Regions from separate parts of the Homo sapiens genome. Here region 2 is linked to region 1. The links are chromatin contacts, found by Hi-C or POLR2A ChIA-PET in ENCODE. All regions are on one chromosome and are shown on one strand. The core of a region is the stretch at or near the end of the contact, and the rest is flanking DNA. Distances in the headings are between cores, read along the strand shown. Region 1 holds the start of LINC01023 (long intergenic non-protein coding RNA 1023). Region 2 overlaps LOC105379117 (a long non-coding RNA gene).

Region 1 (7,214 bases), core at 2,884-5,383:
TATTCTACTTCTTGACCTTGATTGGTGATTATACAGTGTTCCTATTATAGTAATTCATTAAACAGCATACTTATGTTTTTATGCAATTATTATAATATGTTTTCATTTAACAATAAAAACATTTTTTAAAAAGTAAAATATAACAGCTTCTAAAAACTTCTGACTTTTTAAACTTTGAAAGATGTTCAAGAATTTTTTGTGTCAGAATGTCCTGATTTTAGAAATCTTTTGAAAATCAAAGATACAAAAGACATTGCAATGATAAAAATCTACGAAGTACATATATCTGTGCATAAAAATTTGATCAAAGTCACTCATTTAGCAAATTCACTTCTCCCAAAGGCTATCAGTCTTAATACTCTTTTTCATAATGTTACTATACCTTTGCTTTAAGATAATTTATGCTTCATTCACTCAAAGCTAACTTTTAAATTTTAAACAACAAATCCATAGGTCATAAAGAGGGCACATTCTAAGACGAAAGAACATTCCAGAGTCTGGTAGCATTATTTCAGAGTTTAATAAGGAGTTTAAAACATCTAATTTTGTAAAACTTCTGCTAATTTGATATTAACTATTTCTAGAACAAAATGCAAAAAGCAAAGCATTTACTATTGAGTTTCTAATAGTCATTGGGTGGGCAAGTGTCAAGAAAAGAAAATTGATTAATGTAATATAGAATAAATCAGTGTCCTCAACCAGGGACAATTTTGTCCTCCAGGAGACATTTGGCAACGTCTGGAGACATGTATGTTTGCCACAATGAAGAAGGGGTAGTACTAATGGCATATAGTGGATAAAGGCCAGGGATGCTGTTAAGCATTGTACATTGCATAGGACAGGCCCTGTAAAAGAAATCAATGACACTTGCTAAAGCATGGCAAGGAGGACTTTATTCAAGATCATTGCCATAGGTATAGGGACTATTGCAATAAGATTTTGCAGTTGGGGAGAGAGATTGTGCTCAACTCTGTATATAGCATGGGGCAAGTGGGAATTTATAGAGAAGGAGCAGGGTAGGAGAAGTGAATGGACAACTGCTAAGAGGAAGCATCAAGGGTAAGGAGGGTTCTGGCTAACACAACCTAACAGGATTCTTGCTTATGACAGGCTAGGGTTATTAGATTTCGTCTAAGGGATGTTGGAGGATGAGGAACATATTGATGGTGATCATATATCAAGGATGCGGGTGATGGGGGGCAGTTGCTAAACTGACTCAACAGTTTGTTGCTAAATCTGATTTTACAAGAAAGTATACAGACAGGCCTAGGAGAAGGTTCAGGAGCCTGAATAAAGTTTGGTCAAGCAAAGAATTTTTATCACCCTCCATAACAAGGAAGTACCTGGCCCGATATGTAAACAGTGCCCAGGATGAAAAACCTTAGAATAAATGAATAAATGAATCAAGGAGTTATCACATATTGTTAAGCAAAAAAGTAGATTATAAAAGATTAAAATTAGTGTGATTCCCTTTTTGTAAAAAACCCCAAACAACTGTGCATATGTAATGTGTGTGTATGTATATGTATTCACAAAAATGTTAACAATTATTAGCTCAGAATGATGAAATCATGGATGAATTTTACTTACTTTTGCTTTATTTTGTTAATCTGTAATTTCTTATTTTTCCATAGTTAATTACATTACTTGAACAATAAGAAAAATACAGTTTGGTTTCTACCAAAGAAAGAACATTGACTGTGGCATCAGAAAGAGCAGGGTTTGAACACTAGTTGTATCTCTCACATTTTAATCTTCTGAGATAATTGTCTTGCTGGTAAATGCGGAAATAATACTTCACAGGCTTGCTCCTTTTCTCCTGTTTAGTTTAAATACAACTATATACATATATACACACACATATCACTGCAATAGAAAAAAAAACTGAATAAATTTATTTTACAAATATCTTTAATGTGTGAGAAAAGTATATTTATTTACAGGGTAAGAAGATTGATGATGATGTGTGAGGATTCTGAAGGGGATCGCTAGGCATTTTCAAAGACTGGATAAGTTAGCCTCCCACTTATCCCTATTTCACCTAAAAACTGATTTAACAATGATTTGTTTTTTTGCCAGGCATTGAGCTAAGTAAAAGAACAAATGAAGAAACAAATTTAAAAACTCAATCTCTATCCTCAAAGAAGTCTAATTAATAAGTGGAGAATGACACAAACAACAAGTCATAATGCAATGTATTAAATACTATCATAGACATATTCACAAAATATTATGGGAACAAAGAGGAGGAACTGAGTTTCTTACTAGTATCCTATAGCATAATACTATGCTCATGTTATTATAATTTGATCTCTTCTTTGGTTCTAAAATAGATTGGTGAAGCACCTTTCTAACCATAAACAGGAAAGAGGAGAAAAAAAGTAATGAATATGAATGTACAGAAGGTGCCTAAAGTAGAATCACAGTGCTGTGAGCAGTAACAAGCAGAAGAACTTAAAGGATAAGCTATGTACAAAATCTCCCTGAAGGCAGGAAGGCAGGTGGTGGAGTGAAGTTGAGTCAGCCTCCATCCTGTTACCATCAGATGGTTCTCAAATGCCTGGCTGGCATCTGGACTGGGAGAACAGCAGATGAAAGGACCCAGAGTGGGAGGAAAATGAATCAGTATGCGATCAGCAAATTGTACCTTGGATTGGGATAGGATTCTTATAATTTAAAAATGTGCCTATATTCAATAACTGCAACTATTTAGAGTAATGGTAGCCTACTGTATTATCAGGAAGTGGTTAAAGAGTAAACATGTTCTGGAGGCAGGGAGATACTTGGGATACAGAAATGAGCGTGCTGAGTAAGAACACAATTGCTTCAGAATGTGCAATTCAACGCTGAATACAGGGTTCCAAATGCAGTTAACATCAACTAAAGAATTTAGCGAAAGGGTGTAGCAGAGTGTAAGTTGGAATTAAATATGGGTCCTTGGTCTGATAGAGAACATTTCAAGCAAGTTCGTTGTTTATATCTGACTTAGAAGGCAATGAGAAACCATACAAGATACGATACTGCTTTCTTCACATTTTCAAAAATATCTATTTTGATCAAAAGGAGTTAGGAAGAACCTGCATGGTGGACTATAACAGATAATAATGGAAGGACTATTCGGACCAAAAATAGTTACCAGTTTCATTGTCCTACTATGTGGAGGGGACAGAGCTGAGAGAAGGGGAAGAGAATAAGGCATTGAGTGGCGTTCTACTACTGGTGTGTGCCAAATACCAATTTCAGCATAAGGACTCAACCCGGAAGGAGCCAGCTGGAGTCCTTATGCTATTCCCGAGGCCTGAAACACGAGTCTAGCTGGTTCGGCCTCATCTGTCAGGTCACAGCTGCAATATTACTTCCTCAGGGAAGCCCTTTCTTTCTTCCTCTTCTCCATCTCCACCCCCTTCCCAAAAGGGCCTCCCGCTATAAGCTCTCAAAGTTGTAATTACATGTGTCTTGTAGTTAACTATTTAGAGTCTGTCTCCACGTCCAGGCTCCAACCAACCTCTCATCCTCAAATGTCTTCACAAGGTCGGTGATCTTGGCAGTTTTACTGACCAAAGAGTGGGGGCTCATCTCCAGCACCTTGCAGTATTGACAGGAAAGTCACTGAGTAGCAAATGAATGCATGAATGAGCTCGTGTTGTTAATATTGCCAGGCCCACAGGAAGCACCCAACAAAGAGCAATGATTGGTGTTCGCGTTCATTATCTCATTTAATTCTTACAAAACCACGGCAAGGATTCAACCCCACAACTGCTGTCTAGAAAACCGAGGAAAGTGACGCAACCCGCGGGAGGTCTGACGGCCCGAGAGCCGCAGCGCCAGGCCCGGGAGCCAGCCCCGTCCACTTCCCCGGTGGATTCTTCTCCGTTCCCCGCCGGCCGCCCCAGGTGAAGCTCCTTTCCGCCGTCAGAAGGAGGCTCCCAGCGGGAAGCAGCATCGAGGGCGACCCAGGGCCAGCACGGGAAATGCCAGGGACCGCGTCAGCCGAGCCTGCTGGAACCCCGCTCCTCGCTGCAGACGCCGTTCCGCCTGAGGACAGTACTCGGGCATGGGGAGTCAGGTGCCCGCCACAGGAACGCAAGAGACCGCGCCGGACCAGCGAAAAAGCTCCATGCTCTCCTGGTTTTCCAACCCGACGCCGCGGCCTGCGGCCACTCTAGGACGCCGGAGGGTCCTCCTCTCAGTGGTTGGGGCTGGGCCGCCCTGCGCCGGGAGCCGCCCACCTTCGGGCTGGGCCGGGCCTGGCCAGAGTCTGGGCTAAGCGCAGGGCCTGCATGAATCTTCAGCCTGGGAGGTGGGGCAGGAGCACGGAGAAGTCTCGAAGAAGTGGAGGAAGCACGCACTGGCTGCCGCGGGAAAAGCTCAGCCAGCAACTGTATCAGCTTTACATTCGACCCTCCTTTGCTGCATGGCAAAAAGAAAATAAACTACCATTTCTTAGTTCGTGTTTTATTTTCAGCTATTTCTTGTTTCCTTGGTTTCGATTCTAATTATTGCTGTAGACGCCTTCAGGTGGTGGAAGCCAAGGCAAGGAACCCCTGACCGCAATTTCCTAACCTTTGGGCAGAGTGTGGGGTGTGGGGACTCCCCGCCTGCCTTTCCCCGCCCCCCCTTCATAGAGACCTAAAAACCTTTAAAAAGGATCTAACACTAGCTCTATTATCTACCCTGTAGCCTACTCAACTAATTAATTCAGACATTTATAATTACACACCAAAAAAAAAAGAGAGAGAGAAAAAAAGTTAAACCGTTGGAACTACAAACATTAAACATGAGCAGTTCTTAGGGCCAAAATCTCTGAATGTGACTGCGACAGATCGCACTTGAAACGCCTGTATGAGGTAAACGGAAATGGCCAGAGAAAATGAACTGACGGGTATGTGTATTTCCAAATGTACTACTATCAGCTAAAAAAGAAACTTCAATGATTAGGTTTATTGAGGTGACATGCAATAATTCTTAAATGTTCTGCAATTAGAAGTTTCTACGTCATGAAGGCAGTTTAGAAGATTACAGCAAAATGGTGAAGCATGACTTCTTCATATGCTTATTCTTCATTCAAAAGCCGTTTGCAGGTTCCCCAGCTTAAAAAGAAGCCTAATTTCACTTATTTTGAAGAGTACTCTGATAAATATGAATACCGAAATCAAATGTTGCTTTGTGTTTAGACAGTTATAGATAGAAAATTCTCGCATGGGCCAGCAAAGAGGTATGGGTAATTTAAGAAGAAAAAAAAAAAAGTTGATGCCCCTGGCTGGTGAAAAACCCCAAGGAATTCACTTTCAGCTGGAAATTTTAGAGCTATTTCGCAATACTTATTAACGAGCTTATTGTATTATTCATTTTAGAAATCTGATTTCGCAATCTTTTATTCGTAGTGGCTCCCTCTAATAACGTCCTCATTTTATCGCTATGTGCATAATGATGTTCTTTAGTATATCCAAGAGAGTTTTTGATGTTGGAATTTGCAATGACTCAAGTTTCACTCCAGCAGCTTGAAAGAGTGATAATGAGGTGCTCTCCTTTTTTTGTATCTATACTCCCCTTCCAGGCATATAATTTCATTTGAAAGTTGATATTGTTCTTCTAGATTTTCTATTCAGTAACGAAATGGAAAGCAATGATTGTTCCCCTAAGAACAACTAAGTTTTCTAAAAGCTATCATAAGGACTTTGTAGCAAACTCTGAAGGTATCATTTGGGAATTTTAACACAATATGCTTGAAAACCAGATAAAAGGGAAGGTTCTAAATTAAAATGTGTGGATGAAAATCTATAATCTGGCACTAAATCAGTAGTGATATAGTGGGTGGCAAATAGAATTGCAGGAAGAAAGTGAAGATCTGGTTGCCTGGAGCTTGTAAGATTCAACCCTAGTTCAACACAGCTCTGTACTTGGACCACAAAGACAGAAAGAAAAAGGGTGTCTGAAGCTGAGAAGCCCAAGAAGAATAAAATACTGAAAATAGTAATAACAGTAAGCAACACTTATACAGTGTTTATTAAATGCCAGCCACCTTGATAGACATTTTACATGCATTATGCCATTTAATCCTCACAACCACCTTGTGAACTTGGTGCTGTCATTGCCCTTGTTTTAAAACTAGATTACTAAGACTTAGTTAAGTAATTTCCTCAAGGTCATGTAGCTGGAAAGTTGTGGAGCAAGTTTTCAAACTTGGGTTTGTCTATCACGCAAGTTATTTTTTACTTTAAAAGATCTGATCTTCTCTACTGTTTTGTCATTTTGCATGGATGTTGGTCATCCTTATGTTCACAATCACTCTTCTCCTTCTGAATTAACAGACCTAGCTGGCAAGGCAGCATAGATAATGGTTAAGGAATGTGGCCATTGCATTCGATTACCTGGATTCAAATTACGATACCTACACTAAAAAGCTGTGAGACTGTGAATCATGGATTTGACCTCTATCTGCCTCATTTTTTACATCTGTAAATAAGGATAATACCAGTGCCAACCCCACAGGTTTTTTATAAGACTTAAATGAGATGGTGTGTGTAAAAGCAGTTGTTATATATCTGAGCATAAAATAAGTGCTCACTATATATTCGTTTTTATTAGGAACCAGTAGTGCATATGATACATTCTTTGACAAAAGCCTGTGAAGAAGCAGAAGCCCAGCTGGCATTTGTTTAGAAGGAAGTGAAACACTGGCCCATAGACCCCTTTGGACCTTTTGAGTCATTCCCCCAGAGTTGAGGAAGAAGAGATGAAGCAAAAGATTATTAGTGACTAAATGCAATCTATGAATCAGGAAAGTAATTTCTGTGTATTTCATACCATTGATGATGGACTAAGGACTAAAGAGATGTTTCTAAATGTGGGCATTGATTATCATTATTAAATAGGCAGCAAAAGCTCAGACTTACTCTGCAAGGAAAAGGATTTATAAAGAATGCCTTGGCTTCTTTATAATCAAAGCTTGCTTATAAGAGTTTTGGGTAGGTCTTTCTCACACAGATAATCTTCACAGTCATTATTGCTTCATCATGGTTTTGAAGCCTAGTACATGAACATCCAGAGTCAGAAAACAGATACATGTGGATGTGACTAGTCAGTTTATTTTAAAAAGAATTTACAAAAAGATTTCTTCAAATCTGTTATTTTTAACCTTTTTGGCATTTGGAGTCTACTAGGAATCAAAAGAGTGCTGTTGAAATAACAATAGCTAATGTTTATTAAACTCT
Region 2 (7,214 bases), core at 1,778-4,277, 730 kb after region 1:
GGAAAGTGTGGCAAAGAAAAGCGAATACTCTTTACTTCAGTCATGAAGCCTGTCATGATCTAGCTTTGGAAGCCATGCCAAGCCACTTCTGCTGCAGTCTCTTCTTTAGAACTGACTCAGGCCCAGCACAGTGGCTCACTCCTGTAATCCCAGCACTTTGGGAGGCATATATTCATGAAAAAAGAATATAAGGAAACTCATGGAAATATTAACAGATTGCTGGACTTGCAGTTGATTTTTATTATTTCTATTTTTTGTTTATCTGAATTTACTAAGATTGACTTTGTCTAGAGAAAATCAAAACATATTTTTTGTAGTTGTTGTTAAATTCGACCTTTCTGTGAGATGACTTCCGTGTACTTAACTCCTTATCTCATTACCTTAAAATAATATGTTGATAAACCTTTGACTGATGCTGTATCAAATTCTTTTTTTACATTGTATGTAAACTGAGAGACAGTGATGTTGGGGAAGCTGTGACTTTAGCCTGTATTTATTGACATGCTGATGCTCAGATATTTGAAGTCTGAACTGAACTTAAAACTCTTGGTTCTTGCCTTTTGTTCTGTTGAATAGAAACCCCAAAGTTGCTTCATAGGATTTAAAGTAGCCAGAGAATATTTTTCCCTTTTAAAAACATGACCTATGCACACAGTGGCTTTTAGATACAAACAGATCATCCATTTGATATAGAGACCTCATCTCCTCTCATCTTAACTCTGATTCATCAGTGGCCCTTGCAGTCTCACTGAGATAGACATTCAGGCATAGTTTGTTGGATTTGTTCTGGTTCAGTGGTGGACAAAATTAGCCCATATACAGATAGCATCCTCCCACATTTAAATGAAAAGAAGAAAGTCATTGTCAGGCCTTTATTAGCCCCACTAAAATTTTGCCTCTCTGATTAAAAAGTTCAGTTTTTAAAAACTCACTGAAAAACATTGAGAGACTCAAACTTCATTTTGTTCTCCCCTCCAGTAAGTTACATCAGGATTCAAAATATTAAAGACAGCTATGATTAGAAAAACCATAGTGTGTTGGCCTTGTAAGCGGGCTTAGAGATTGTAGGCATGCATTGGTGGTAAGGAAGCAGAGCCTGCAAGTGTTGTAACTTACAAAGGTTACACAGAACAAAATGGGGTAACCAGACAAGAATTCAGATCTCACTTTAGGACAACTCTTTTCTAATTATACCACGCCACTTCTTGTTATGAGAACACTTTCCTGAAAATTTCCAAATTGGCTTGAGACCTCTGACATTTCCATATCATTTTTTCTTCTCATTGAAGATCATTAGGTCAAAACCATTGTTCTTCAGGAAAGTATGCCATGGTCACCATGCCCTTTTCTGAAAGAGAGGCTACATGTTTATAGTGAGAATATGTGGGTAATATCTGTAAATCTCCTGCAATGAAGCTATAATTGTATTTCTCATTGAGGTCATAGTTCTGCCCTGGGGAAAGGATAAAAAGAATCAGAATTTACCCTTTTTAATGTGGGGGTTCCCCACATTGACTTGGATGTAAAACTTTGGAAAAAAGCTTTTGTCATCTATTCCCCAACTGCCAACTGAGAGACCTTGGTACCGGAGCTCAGGACAGATGGATGAAGAGTCCTACCTTTAGGCAGAGAACTGGAGGCAATTTAGCTATTGTTTATCATTTGCACCACACAGAGAATTAAGGGAATATGAAATGCTTTATCTATTGGTATTCTGCTATTGCCATCTCATTGCGATAAAAAGAAATATAAGTATGGTATCACCCCAAACAAGAGGTAGGTCCAAGTTTAGAAGATTCCTACACCTGTATGATAGCATCTGTGATTTAAAAGTAATTTTATTTTACCTGATTCTCTTACCAGTTCTGTGATGTTAGCACAGTGGAAGATAATGGAATCCAGGGAAATGAAGTGACAGGACAATGACCACAGTCTGTTCCTGCAGTAGGAACCAGTTCCTCGGGTTTCTTCCTAGTCCTTTTTAGATATAGCTAAGGGAATCTTACAGACATGGAAACAATCAATTTAGATTATAAAGGTTTATCAACAAAAAGTATTCTGCTAAAGGCAAAAATCCTGTGATCTAGGTAGTCAGAACGCTGTCCTCACAGGGGCAGAAATGTTCTTCAGCTAAAGTATGTTCAGAATGGCTTCTTTTCCTTCTGGCTTTTGAACAAGAATTTGCAACTTTGGAAGACTATTCTCTCAGCGGAGAGAATGGCAAGTCTAAGAAAAAAAATGTTTATTTAAAAAATGGTATCCAAAAAGAAAGCTAATGCTTTTCATACTACTTAATATGTCATTGTTGTGTTACATTAGAAAGCAACAGGGTTTTGATGTGCCCTTATTATGGTTTACAGACTTAAAAAGCAGAAAAAAAAAAAAGGAAACAAAGGTCTCCCACCCATGTGGCAAAGTGTGCTTTGAAGTTCTGCTGCAATATGTTTTATAGATCTTGAGACAGGTTCACAAATTGCCAATCTGCAAAGCTGTCTGGATGACCTTTCCACACATAGAGGTGACCTAAGCAGAGTAGTATGCTGGCAATGACCAGGAGGCTGAGAAACTAGTTTCCTCGTAGAGCATGTGTTCATTTACGATTTTATTCACATTTTGCTTTGCACGCAGACTCAGTTCTTTTAGTTTAGTTTCCTTTCATTCAGTTTCCACAATTTGTATGGTTGACTTAGCGAAATAATTACTTTTGGTAAAAAATATTCCTTGAACATTATTCATTATTTGGTTCATCATTTGCAACAAATATCTTTTAGGTTAGACATTGAGCTGGTAACTCCATTTGTGGTCTTGCCCCTCTTTTATCCATTTAGCTTTTCTATATGCTGTTTCCTCCATTTAGAAATCCCCTTACTGTTGCTCTTTTCTAACAGTCTCCTCCTTATTCTGCAGACTCATCTTTTCTGAAAAGACTTTCTTCATCCACAAATGGCTTTGATGCTAATACCTTTATTTATGCCTGATGGGAATAGATGAGATCACTCAGGAAGAATATGTCATGTGAAAACAGAAGAACTGGTTTGTACCGGACACAGAGGAAACAGTGCCTGCCAGGGAGAAGGGAGAGGAGTGCTAGAGAGGGAGGAGAAAGCCAGGAGAAAGGCCAAGGGGTAACTGTTTCTACATGCAGAGCGTGGTAAGTGCCAGTCACTGCTACAGAGAAGACAAGCAAACTGAGAAATGGAATGCGTCATTGGTCTGTACTTGTATCTGCTCATTTTCATACAGAATAACACCAGAATGACTCATAAGAATCTAACAGTGGTTACTTATAGAGGTGACTGGCCCTGAGCAGCTAAGGATCATGTACAGAAGGTAGACTTTTATATTTTGCATACCTTCTAAAGTTTCTGAGTTTTGAACTACGTGAATGAATTACGTATTAAATACACTAAATCAAAATTATTTAGACTCACACCTGTAATCTAGCACTTTAGGAGGCTGAGATAGGGGGAGGCACTTGAGACTAGTAATTCAAGACCAGCCTGGACAAACATAGTGAGAACGCACACCTAAATATTTTTTTAATAAAAATAAATGAAAGAAAAAATTTAGACTAACTATAATACTCTAATATTCATATCAAATTAGCAAGATATACAAACTTCCAAAATTTTTATATAAAATTAAAATTGGGTTTAATGGGTCAAATGATCTAAATCAACATTTTGATGAAATTCATGTAATAAATCCTTGGCAAAAATCATTATTGCATTTGTTAATTATACTGTATTGGAACACAGAAAATCTTTTCCAATCTATTTGGATTGAGAAACATTTTATTTGTATTTTAGTGTTTAATCATTTCTGGCTCTCAGTCAAGCAAACAAAATATTCTGAAATGCTATAATGCATTTTCTCAATGCTACAAAGCTTCTGCAATCTTTTCTTACTTTACTTTTCTTTCTTTTTTTTTTCTTAAGGTAGGTGAAATGCAACAGAAATACAAGATTTATATGTACCTAAGGAGGGATAAAATCTTTATGTCCATCACATACTTTATCTAATAAAGTAAGAATGTTAAAAAGACAGTTTTCCATTTGGGGAAATGAGGTAATGAAAATGATAGAATTCTGATTTCAAAGGATTATTTGTTGAAGTGTTAGTTTCCAAACAATCCAAACAGGTAAACCAAGGATTTTTTTTCTGGCTTTACATATGATATACTCTATTATTATAAATCTTATTATTATACACTTTTTAAAATGTATTGGTTACATACAGTAAGTTTTGTGTCTTAAAACAAAAATATTTCTATCCCATTTGCTGCCATCTCTATCTCTTTCTGTATTAAAGCACCCTTGTGAGAAAAGCTTGGTCTCTAGCAGTCTTGGGAGGACATCCAACCTGTCAGATCCTCCTTTCTGGGTTTATTTATAGCTAAATAAGAGATATATATATATATAACCAATTTTACCTGAATAGTATGAAATAAATTCCATTTTAATTTTATTGTTTAATAAAAAGCCAGGAGAGGGTAGAGCCAAGATGGCCAAATAGGAACAGCTCCAGTCTACAGCTCCCACGTGAGTGACACAGAAGATGGGTGATTTCTGCATTTCCAACCGAGGTACTGGGCTCATCTCACTGGGGAGTGTTGGAAAGTGGGTGCAAGACAGTGGGTGCAGTGCCTCCAGCGTGAGCCGAAGCAGGGCGAGACATCGCCTCACCGGGGAAGTGCAAGGGGCCAAGGAATTTCCTTTCCTAGTCAAAGAAAGGGGTGACAGATAGCACCTGGAAAATCGGGTCACTCCCACCCTAATACGGCTCTTTTCCAATGGTGTTAGCAAATGGCACACCAGGAGATTATATCCTGTGTCTGGCTCAGAGGGTCCTACGCCCACAGAACCTCACTCATTGCTAGCACAGCAGTCTGAGATCAAACAGCAAGGTGGCAGCGAGGCTGGGGGAGGGGTGCCCACCATTGCGGAGGCTTGAGTAGGAAAACAAAGGGGCCAGGAAGCTCGAATTCGGTGGAGCCCACCGCAGCTCAAGGAGGCCTGCCTGCCTCTGTAGACTCCACCTCTGGGGGCAGGGAATTGCCAAACAAAAGGAAGCAGAATCCTCTGCAGACTTAAATGTCCCTGTCAGACAACTTTGAAGAGAGTAGTGGTTCTCCCAGCACGCAGCTGGAGATCTCAGAACTGACAGACTGCCTCCTCAAGTGGGTCCCTGACCCCAAAATAGCCTAACTGGGAGGCACCCCCTAGTAGGGGCAGACTGACACCTCACACGGCCGGGTACCCCCCTGAGACAAAACTTCCAGAGGAACGATCAGGCAGCAACATTTGGTGCTCACCAGTATCCGCTGTTCTGCAGCCTCCGCTGCTGATACCCAGGCAAACAGGGTCTGGAGTGGTCCTCCAGCAAACTCCAACAGACCTGCAGCTGAGGGTCCTGACTGTTAGAAGGAAAACTAACAAACAGAAAGGACATCCACACCAAAACCCCATCTGTACATCACCGTCATCAAAGACCAAAGGTAGATAAAACCACAAAGATGGGGAAAAAACAGAGCAGAAAAACTGGAAACTCTAAAAATCAGAGCACCTATCCTTCTCCAAAGGAACACAGCACCTCACCAGCAACGGAACAAAGCTGGACAGAGAATGACTTTGACAGTTGAGAGAAGAAGGATTCAGACGATCAAACTACTCCAAGCTAAAGGAGGAAGTTCGAACCCATGGCAAAGAAGTTAAAAACCTTGAAAAAAAATTAGATGAATGGCTAACTAGAATAACCAATGCAGAGAAGTCCTTAAAGGACCTGATGGAGCTGAAAACCAAGGCATGAGAACTACATGACGAATGCACAAGCCTCAGTAGCTGATTCAATCAACTGGAAGAAAGGGTATCAGTGATGGAATATCAAATGAATGAAATGAAGCGAGAAGAGAAGTTTAGAGAACAAAGAATAAAAAGAAACGAACAAAGCCTCCAAGAAATATGGGACTATGTGAAAAGACCAAATCTACGTCTGATTGGTGTACCTGAAAGTGAAGGGGAGAATGGAACCAAGTTGGAAAACACTCTGCAGGATATTATCCGGGAGAACTTCCCCAATCTAGCAAGGCAGGCCAACATTCACATTCAGGAAATACAGAGAATGCCACAAAGATACTCCTCGAGAAGAGCAACTCCAAGACACATAATTGTCAGATTCACCAAAGTTGAAATGAAGGAAAAAATGTTAAGGGCAACCAGAAAGAAAGGTCAGGTTACCCACAAAGGGAAGCCCATCAGACTAACAGCTTATCTCTCGGCAGAAACTCTACAAGCCAGAAGAGACTGGGGGCCAATATTCAACATTCTTAAAGAAAAGAATTTTCAGCCCAGAATTTCATGTCCAGCCAAACTAAGCTTCATAAGTGAAGGAGAAATAAAATACTTTACAGACAAGCAAATGCTGAGAGATTTTGTCGCCACTAGGCCTGCCCTAAAAGAGCTCCTGAAGGAAGCACTAAACATGGAAAGGAACAACCGGTACCAGCCACTGCAAAAACATGCCAAATTGTAAAGACCATCGAGGCTAAGAAGAAACTGCATCAACTAATGAGCAAAATAATCAGCTAACATCATAATGACGGGATCAAATTCACATATAACAATATTAACCTTAAATGTAAATGGACTAAATGCTCCAATTAAAAGACACAGACTGGCAAATTGGATAAAGAGTCAAGACCCATCAGTGTGCTGTATTCAGGAAACCCATCTCACGTGCAGAGACACACATAGGCTCTAAATAAAGGGATGGAGGAAGATCTACCAAGCAAATGGAAAACAAAAAAAGGAAGGGGTTGCAATCCTAGTCTCTGATAAAACACATTTTAAACCAACAAAGATCAAAAGAGACAAAGAAGGCCATTACATAATGGTAAAGGGATCAATTCAACAAGAAGAGCTAACTATCCTAAATATATATGCACCCAATACAGGAGCACCCAGATTCATAAAGCAAGTCCTTAGAGACCTACAAAGAAACTTAGACTCCCACACAATAATAATGGGAGACTTTAACACCCCACTGTCAACATTAGACAGATCAATGAGACAGCAAGTTAACAAGGATATCCAGGAATTGAACTCAGCTCTGCACCAAGTGGACCTAACAGACATCTACAGAACTCTCCACCCCAAATCAACAGAATATACATTCTTCTCAGCACCACACCGCACTTATTCCAAAACTGACCACAT

The links. A loop is a pair of places that touch in the nucleus more often than their neighbours do. ChIA-PET counts read pairs that join two places held with the same protein, here RNA polymerase II (POLR2A). Pooled maps may share reads with other maps.
Region 2: a map of CD14-positive monocyte shows a loop between it and region 1 (3-fold over the local background). The contact joins the enhancer-like site here to the promoter of LINC01023 in region 1. A Hi-C loop is called at or near these places in 2 of 168 maps with a recorded cell type or tissue (CD14-positive monocyte and Calu3) and 10 of 50 pooled maps. POLR2A ChIA-PET finds 5 or more read pairs at or near these places in 1 of 52 experiments (MCF 10A).

What each region holds. Positions count from the first base shown.
Region 1 is chr5:108,724,128-108,731,341 of GRCh38, forward strand. LINC01023 (long intergenic non-protein coding RNA 1023) reads right to left here and starts at 4,134. Exons shown (of 1, transcript NR_046368.1): 1 at 3,698-4,134. It overlaps LOC107986440 (a long non-coding RNA gene), which reads right to left and starts at 137. Exons shown (of 4, transcript XR_001742836.2): 1 at 1-137. RefSeq lists enhancers at 3,377-3,958, 3,798-4,097.
Region 2 is chr5:109,452,769-109,459,982 of GRCh38, forward strand. It overlaps LOC105379117 (a long non-coding RNA gene), which reads left to right. Exons shown (of 8, transcript XR_001742838.2): 2 at 2,908-3,151. Among named protein-coding and RNA genes, the nearest start is that of PJA2, 46 kb to the left of the region's middle. Within about 2 kb of position 3,028, at least 15 of the 41 ENCODE cell types and tissues checked have a DNase peak (open chromatin) inside an H3K27ac peak, as active enhancers do.